2 separate regions of the Homo sapiens genome follow, and region 1 is linked to region 2. A link is an interaction called in ENCODE POLR2A ChIA-PET data of the cell type or tissue named here. Cell type or tissue: A673. All regions are shown on one strand. Links, peaks and the distances in the headings refer to the core of each region. The heading gives the core; the rest is flanking DNA.

What was found. ChIA-PET counts read pairs that join two places held together with the same protein. Peaks named below come from ENCODE experiments on the same cell type or tissue, not always from the same donor. Only the 100,000 strongest peaks of a DNase experiment are listed, where the experiment ranks them.
Region 1: POLR2A ChIA-PET joins it to region 2 with 11 read pairs; 4 of 35 experiments call an interaction of 5 or more read pairs at or near these places.

Annotation. Positions count from the first base shown.
Region 1 is chr5:36,976,883-36,981,279 of GRCh38, reverse strand. The region is part of intron 9 of NIPBL (NIPBL cohesin loading factor); the gene reads right to left. Among named protein-coding and RNA genes, the nearest start is that of NIPBL, 100 kb to the right of the region's middle. In A673, for the core only: no CTCF peak of the experiment used is centred there; no DNase peak of the experiment used is centred there.
Region 2 is chr5:37,246,685-37,251,081 of GRCh38, reverse strand. CPLANE1 (ciliogenesis and planar polarity effector complex subunit 1) reads left to right here and starts at 1,706. Exons shown (of 53, transcript NM_001384732.1): 1 at 1,706-1,837; 2 at 3,337-3,464. The coding sequence starts at 3,384. It overlaps CPLANE1-AS1 (CPLANE1 antisense RNA 1), which reads right to left and starts at 2,036. Exons shown (of 2, transcript NR_134263.1): 1 at 1,861-2,036; 2 at 436-685. RefSeq lists silencers at 1,386-1,865, 2,066-2,205. In A673, for the core only: no CTCF peak of the experiment used is centred there; DNase peaks (open chromatin) are centred at 1,591, 2,011 and 2,471; H3K4me3 peaks cover 1,672 bases; H3K27ac peaks cover 1,273 bases.

The sequences.
Region 1 (4,397 bases), core at 211-4,210, 270 kb after region 2:
AGGTACAGTGTTTTTGATTTCTGGTTATTGAGTGGAATATTTCTCTCACAGTAAACGAATATATTGGCAAACAAACTCATATCCTAAAGTGCAACTAGTAGGCCAGACAAATAGTCCTGCCTGCTCCATATCACCAGTAGTAATACAACAGTTGTAAAAAAGTCCTCAGTGCCAAATGTTTGAATATATTAAATGTCCACTTTAACATTTAGTCTTTAATAAGTAAAAATAATGGTAACTGGGACAAATTAATTTCAAGGAAGTATTTCATCTCTTAAGGGCTCTAAAACCACCACTTCAGAAGAATTTTGCTTTTATTTATGACCTCACCTACACCCTTGGACCAATATACACACCTTTAATCATCTCAAAATCTCAAGGTAACTTCTTATATAACAAATACCATCCCATCACACAATGCAGAAACTGAATGCAATATGCCAAGTTCAAATCAAAAGGGTTAGGTGGCATCTAAGTTCCAAAAGTTTTCAAATGCGGTCATGTATTTCATGTATTGCTTAACAACAGGATACATTCTGCGAAATGCATTGTTAGGAGGTGTCTCTGTTACGTGAACATCATATAGTATATTCACATAAACCTAGATGATATAGCCTACTATGTACCTAGGCTATATGGTATAGCTTATTGCTCCCAGGCTATAAACCTGTACAGCATGTTACTATACTGAATACTGTAGGCAACTGTAACACAATGGTAAGCATCTGTGTATCTAAAACATATCTAAACATAAAAAAGGTAGAGTAAATATACAATATTATATTTTTATGGGACCACCATTGTATATAAAGTCTGGTGTGAAATGAAACATCATTATGTGATACGTGACTATAAATCCACGAAATAAGAGGAAAGTGGCTTTCAGGAAACAAGTTAGAAATGACAACAATAATATGAAATCAGCAAAACCTACTTTAATCCTCAGGTTATCACCGCATACCTGTATTTTCACCAAAATTGAATGTCAACTCTGCTCATTCAACTTTTCAGTTATCTGTTAACTATGCCATCACAGATTACAGAAAAAACTATTTAGATAATTGAAAATAAAATATACAAGTTTCTACAAGAACAGTATGTTGTATCTGTTGACTTTGTTCTATTTTTCCAAAGGAAAGTTCGCAGTATAAAATAAGTTTGCTAATATGCAATTAGAACTATATATGACCCTTATTTTAATTCCATTTTTATAAGTAGAAACTTTGGATTCAACAAACATGATACATAAAAAAAAGGTCACCATTCCTCCTCTGTTTTTGTTACTATCAACATCTATTAAAATTCACTTAAAAAGTACATTCTTTTTCAAGAACACATTTTTCCATAATACAGATTTAACGTCATGCAAAAAATTCAGTTATCAGGGCAACTAATATTTCTTGGTCAGGGAATTGTGATATTGTATGTTTCCTGCAAAACTGGCTATCCTAAGATTCAGGAATTTTGAACAGGTTAATAAGAAAAGCTGAGTAATATTACTTTTTTCATTTGATATGCGTATACTTTTATAACAGGTTAGAGGAAGAGATATAATTTGGAACCTATATATTTATTTCCTGAACCTCATACTGCAAACTAAAGAGAAGAGGTACAAGCAACATTTCACCCTTAATATCAAAACTTTACCAGTTTAAAAAAAAATTCCAGAAGTCCTACCCAGAGCAATCAGGCAGGACAAAGGAATATTAGGCATCCAAATAGGAAAAGAGGAAGTCAAATTATCTCTGTTCACTGATGACATGATCCCATACTTAGAAAACCCTAAAAATTCCTCCAAAAGATTCATAGACCTGATAACTTCAATAAAGCTTTAGGATACAAAATAATTGTACCAAAATCAGTAGCATGTCTATACACCAATAACGTTCGAGCTGAGAACCAAATCAAGAACTCAATCTCATTTACAATAGCCACACACACAAAATAAAATACCTAGGAATACATTTAAACAAGGAGTTGCAAGAGCTTTACAAGGACAACTACAAAACACTGATAAAATAAATCATAGATAACACAAACAAATCAAAAACATTCCATGGTCATGGATAGGAAGAATCAATATTGTTAAAACTGACTATACTGCCCAAAGTAATCTACAGATTCAACACTATTCCTATCAAACTACCAACGTAATTTTTCAAAGAACTGGAAAAACTATCCTAAAATTTATATAAAACCAACAAAGAACCTGAATAGCCAAAGCAATCCTCAGCAAAAAGAATAAAGCTGGTGGCATCATATTAGGAAACTTCAAACTACACTGCAAGACTAGAGTAAGCAAAACAGCATGGTACTGGTATAAAAATAGGCACACAGATCAATGGAACAGGATAGAGAACCCAGAAATAAAGCCACATACCTAAAAACAACTGATCTCCAACAAAGTTGACAAAAATAAACAATGGAAAAAGTACACGCTATTCAATAAATGGTGCTGGGAAAACTGGCTAGCCATAAGCAGAAGAACGAGACGGGACTCCTGCCTCTCACCTATACAAAAATTAACTCAAGATGAATTAAATATGTAACTGTAAGACCTCAAACAATAAAAATCCTAGAAGAAAACCTGCAAAAAACTCTTTTGGGACATTGTCCTAATTAAAGAATTTATGACTAAGACCTAAAAAGCAAAAACAACACAAAGAAAAATTGACAAATGGGACTTAATTAAACTAAAGAGTTTCTGTACAGCAAAAGAAACCATAGCAGAGTAAACAGACAACCTAGAGAATGAGAGAAAGTATTTACAAACTATGCATCCAACAAAGGTCTAATACTGAGAATCTATAAAGAACTCAAATCAACAAGAAAAAAACAACCCACTAAAAAGTGGGCAAAAGACATGAACAGACACTTCTCAAAAGAAGATGTACACACAGCCAACAAACATTTTAAAAAATGCTCAATATCATTAATCATCAGAGAAATGCAAATTAAACCACAATGAGATACAATCTTACACCAGTCAGAATGGCTATTACTAAAAAGTCAAAAAATAACAGAGGCTGCAGAGAAAAGGGAACACTTACACACTGTTGGTGGGAATGTAAATTAGTTCAACCCTTATGAAAAACAGTATGGAGATTTCTCAAAGAACAAAAAATAGAACTACCATTTGACCTAGTAATCCCACTACTGGGTTTCTATCCATAGGGAAAAAAATTACTTTATAAAAAAGACACCTGCACTCATATGTTTATCACAGCACTATTTACAATAGCAAAGTTACAGAATCAACCTAAGCGTCCATCAGGAGTGGACTGGATAAACAAAATGTGGTATATATACACCGTGGTACACAATCATAAAGAAGAATGAAATCATGTCCTCTGCAGCAACATGGATGCAGTTTGAGGCCATTATCTACCCTAAGTGAAATAATGCAGAAACAGAAAATGAAACACTACAGGTTCTCACTTATAAGTGGGAATTCAACAATGGGTACACACGGACATAAAGTTAGAAACAACAGACACAGGGGACTCAAAAAGGGGGAAAAAGGGACGAAGCCAAGGTTGAAAAACTATCTAATGGGTACTATGATCACTATTTGGGTGACGGGTTCACTACAAGCCCAAATCTCACCACCACACAATATACCCACGTAACAAACCCCTGTACATATATCCCCTGAATCTATATTAAAAAAAAAAAAAGACAAAGAAAAAAAAACCCAGCTCCCTAGCCAGTAAAATGAAGACTTCTAGCAATCTCTTTATTTGCATCTATTTCTGATTTACATATGTTGCAAACATTGTAGTACAACAATTACTAAATACAGTCCATTTTTTTTCAATAACATTAAAATGAGCCATCATGACAGACAGGAAATATAATACTAATCTTCAGCATGTTTCTTAGCATAGAAACACAATTATCTTGTCATGATCCTGTCAAACACTGAACACATCATATATAAAAATCAGCTCTACCCAATATCAAGAAGTTTTATCATTACCAAGAAATAAAATATAAGAACTGAAAATCAACCTAAAATATTTTAATCATAAAATTAAATCATAAAGCATGCTTTTGGTCTGATCAAATGTGTATATGCATTTATATAGCAATCAAATTCATCAATTATATTGCTAATTTGAATCACTGATTCATCAGTCTCTTAAAACATGAAAGAAATTTTGTATACAGTGTATACCAAATTACTAAGAACTTACTATGAATTTATTTTTGTTTGATTATGAAGCGCAAGGAAAGCTCATAAACTCATAGACCAGGTATGTCTTGAAACTCCATCCTAACATACTAGTCAGACAAAAGGGAACACTTCACTGTAATTACCACCAAAAGACTCTTAATTTCTAAGGTTTGCTATTTAATATTAACTCTTTCCATGATTTGTTTACTAAAAAAATTTG
Region 2 (4,397 bases), core at 82-4,081:
ACCCTGGGTGACAATGTGAGACTCTGTCTCAAAAAAAAAAAAAAAGAATTGGTATCCTCCATAAAATCTCTTACCAATATATACTAAAGACAGATGACCCTTAAAAAGTGCAGAGAGGGTGAAAGGGAGACTGATGCTTATTTTACACATTCTGTGTTCCCAAGCCTCCCATCGAGCTTCTGAACCACGCATCTAAATTGTTCACTAGATAGCTCCAGAGGCATCGCAAAATGGATGTGCTTCAAAATGAAACTATTCCTCATTCAAAACCTAGCTTAGTTTTGAACCTTCCCATCACCCAGATAGAGAAAATGGACCTGTGCATACTGCGATCATGGTATTTATGACTGCACTGTAACTTAAGTGTGTGTGACTCTCTTTTGAATAGGGACACCATCTTCCCCTCTTTATACCTAGCATAGTGTCTGACACACATAAGTGCTCAATGATTTTTATTTTAGCAAATTGTAGTCATTTCCATACATTATTTTTTACAGTAAACATTGCCGGATACATTTCCATACGTTTTTAAAGAATAGAGGAGGAGGAAGAGGAGGGAAAAAAAGGAAAATAAATAAATAAACGTGTGGAGCAATCAACTCCAGAATCACACCAATATTTCTAGGTCTAATGGCCACACAGCAAAATCAGCCTCAGTTATCCCATTGTCTTCATATCTTAAGACCTAAAAATGGGAACACAGGATTGTGGGAATAGGTTAGGATTTCTCAGTTTCCAAATTTTTCTGTGAGACTTTTATGCTAACTCTAGCACGGCTTATGTAAAATGTTCGTGATTTGGGGGTGGATCTAAACCACCTCAGATCTATAACCTCTGAGATAAGTGGGGCTGAGCTGCCAGAATGCCATCCGCCATTTATCCCACCCAGAGACACAGGGGTAATTGTGGTTCTGATGCAGCCAGTTCGCCTACCCTGTAACGCTTATTTGCTAAAATAAACCAACCTAAGAGCTAGCCATCCAATGCAGAGGGCAGGGCCATTTTCGGTGCAGAACATACCTGGCCTAGCCAAGGGTGACAGGGTCCTGCCTTCAAAAACAGGCCAGTCACATGAAAGAGTGAAGATGGGCGCATGTGGAGGAGGACAACAGGCCACTGCCTGAGGCCTTCACATTTAAGCTACACAAAAATGCTTTTCCAGGTGAGCAGAGCTCTCGGGCTGCCTGCTTGTGACCCCTGCTCCTGTCAGTCACGAGAACAGGGCGAAGGAGGCGAAAACAGTGCGGAGAATAAGTCCGTAGGACAGTGAGTTCGGAAAATGCCTTCTTCAGTGTTCCAAGGTGCCCACGTGAACTGAGGAGGGCAGAGCAAAACCCCTTATTTTCGGGTCTGTGCAGGGTCCCCGCTAGGAAGGGGCAGCCCTTGAGTTTCATGTTGGTCGGTTATTAAGCGGCTCCCCCGTGAGCCCCGCCCAATGCCTGTGCGCTCAAACTAGCAGCGTCCGAGGAACGCGTTAACTGGGAGAAGTGAACTGAGGGGGTCCGGCGGCCGCTGAGGAGGGGAGCGCGCGGGAGGAGGGGCGAGGAGCCCGGAGGCGGGCGCGGCTGGCAGCTTAGAGGGCCCGGGCGGAGGCCTGAGAGCAGGGCTGGAGGGGCGGAGGACCGGGGAGACCCGCCCGCGGCGTTCCCGGCCGGTTCTGAGCAGGCGCCGTGGCAGCGCCCGCGCCCCCTGCCCGCCCTCCGCCGTCGCCAGGACGCAGGCTCGCGTCAGGGCTGGCGGTAGGGCCCGCAGCTGTCGGCCTGGCGTCTTCACCCCGCGCAGTCGGCCTCGCCTAGCCTTCTCGCGCCTGACTGGCCGGACCCTGCCCCTGGCGGAGGTAACTGCCCGCGGATTCCTTACCCCGCGATCCTGGCCTCCTCGTAAGCTCCCCGGACCCGGGCGTCCTCGGTCTCCCCTCATCTACTCTTCTGTCGGGCAGGTCCGCGACCTTCCGCCTCCCGGGCCGTCTCCCGCCGCACCCGGCCCTGGTACATCCCCACTACCCAGTCCGGGCCCGTCCTCGCTCTGGGCCTACCCCAGCCTCCCAGCGTCGCCTGCTGACGGAGCGCGGGAGCCCCAAGGGGCCGGGGTCACCCGGCCGGCGTGGGTGGTGCCAGGCTCGGGCCACACCTCGGCACCGGACCCGAGTCCCCCAGCTTCTCGAGCAGGATCCGGAGGAATAGAACGTCAATTTTCCTCGCTCTTAGCAATTTTAAGATTGACTAATGGATTTAGGGTATGTCAGTGCATAAAGTTCCCAGTATTTTTTCACTCAATAATTTTAGCAGCGCTGATACTATTGACTGGATTTGTTATTTCATTAGGAGCTGCAAATGATGCTTTTCTAATGCCGGCGTTTCTCTGGCATTTGGTTAACCCTTTTGTGAGAATTTATTTTATTTGCAATTTTATTTATTTATTTTTGAGCCGGAGTCTTCGCTGCGTTGCCCACGCTGGAGTGCAGTGGCTCTCACAGGCACAATCACAGCTCACTGCAGCCTCGAACTCTCTTGTCCTCAAGCGATCTTCCCATCTCAGCCTCCGTGCTGACTGATAGCTAGCATCTTGATAGATCTTTGTGTGCTGTCTCTGAGTAGTTTTTCTTTTAAAGCTATTTTATTAAAAAAACAAAAAAACAAGCCCATCTAATTTGGCCGGGCACAGTGGATCACGCCTGTAATCCCAGCACTTTGGGAGGCTGAGTCGGGCGGATCACCCAAGGTCAGGGGTTCGAGACCAGCCTGGCCAACATGGTGAAACCCGGTTTCTACTAAAAATACAAAAAAATTAGTCCGGTGTGGTGGTGCATGCCTGTAATCCCAGCTACTCGGGAGGCTGAGGCAAGAGAATCGCTTGAACCCGGGAGGCGGAGGTTGCAGTGAGCCGAGATCGCGCCACTGCACTGCAGCCTGGGCTACAAGAGCAAAACTTCAACTCAGAAATAAAATATAAATCAAAACTTTATGAAAATTGTCAGTTAAGATCTTCAGTGGTCCATGCGCAGTGGATCGTGCCTGTTATCCCAGCACTTTGGGAGGACGAAGTGGATGGATCACTTGAAGTCAGGAGTTTGAGACCAGCCTGGCCAACATGGTGAAACCCCATCTCTACTTAAAATTAGCCAGGCGTGGTGGCACACGCTTGTAGTCCCAGCTACTCGGGAGGCTAACGCAGGAGAATCACTTGAATCCGGGAGGCGGAGGTTGCAGTGAGCTGAGATCATATCACTGCACTCCAGCTGGGGCAACAGAACGAAACTCTTGTCTCAAAAAAAAAAAAAAAATGCCCAGTGAATATTATGCATCATTTATATTTTATTACTATTATTGTTTACAGAATCTTGGGACTGTTTTACTTAATTGGTCATTGATAGCTTAACAAACATGGAGATAAGATTAGAAATCTTGACATCAACAGGTATTAAGCAGAAAAAACCATGGCCACGTGTCTCCTGGTTGGGAAAGGTAGGTTTTTCTTTATTCATGCAATACCAGTTTTATATATGTTATATGTGTGTTTTGCCTGTAATATAGGAGTGTTCTATGATCTTAAATAAATAAAACATCATCTACTGGAGGAGGATCTACAGGAGGATCACCTACCTGCACACTGAACAGGGTTTTGTGTGTGTTTCGTTTTTATTATAATGAGCAAGTTAGCTTTTCCAGAATGTTAAGTGGTTTATTTAGAAGATTTTTACTTAAACTATTTTTTTCATATTATGTTTAAGTCAAGTTTAAGTTAAGTTGAGATGGCATATATCAAAAGGGAATATTTAATGTCCTGAGCTTTCCTTTACTGGAACAGTTAATGGAGTGTTTCCTCCTATTGTGGTTTTCATGATTGTGCTATGAAGTGTTCTTGGAAACTAGGATGGAAGAAATGGGCCACAATACGTTAGTAATCCAGGAATGCCATTCATAATATATGGCATAGATTCCCCACTTAGGGAAAGTAGGCAACCCTACTTTATTTGTGATGATTATTGAAATAAAGTGTTAAATTTCCTGTGAGAAATTATACCACTAACTCCCCTGTAACAGGAGTTCTCAAACTATCAGAACTATCTGGAGAGGTGGTTAAAACACAGATTGCTGGGCCCTGTTCCCAAAGTTTTCAGTTAATTAGGTCTGCTGTAGGGTTGGATATTTTGTATTTTTTTATTTTTATTTTTTGAGATGGAGTCTCGCTCTGTTGCCCAGGCTGGACGCAATGGCATCCTCTCGGCTCACTGCAACCTCAGCCTCCCAGGTTCAAGCGATTGTCTTGCCTCAGCCTCCTGAATAGCTGGGATTACAGACGCATGCCACCATGCCCAGCTAATTTTTATATTTTTAGTAGAGGCTAGGGGTTTCACCATGTTGGTCAGGCTGGTCTTGAACTCCTCACTTCTGAGG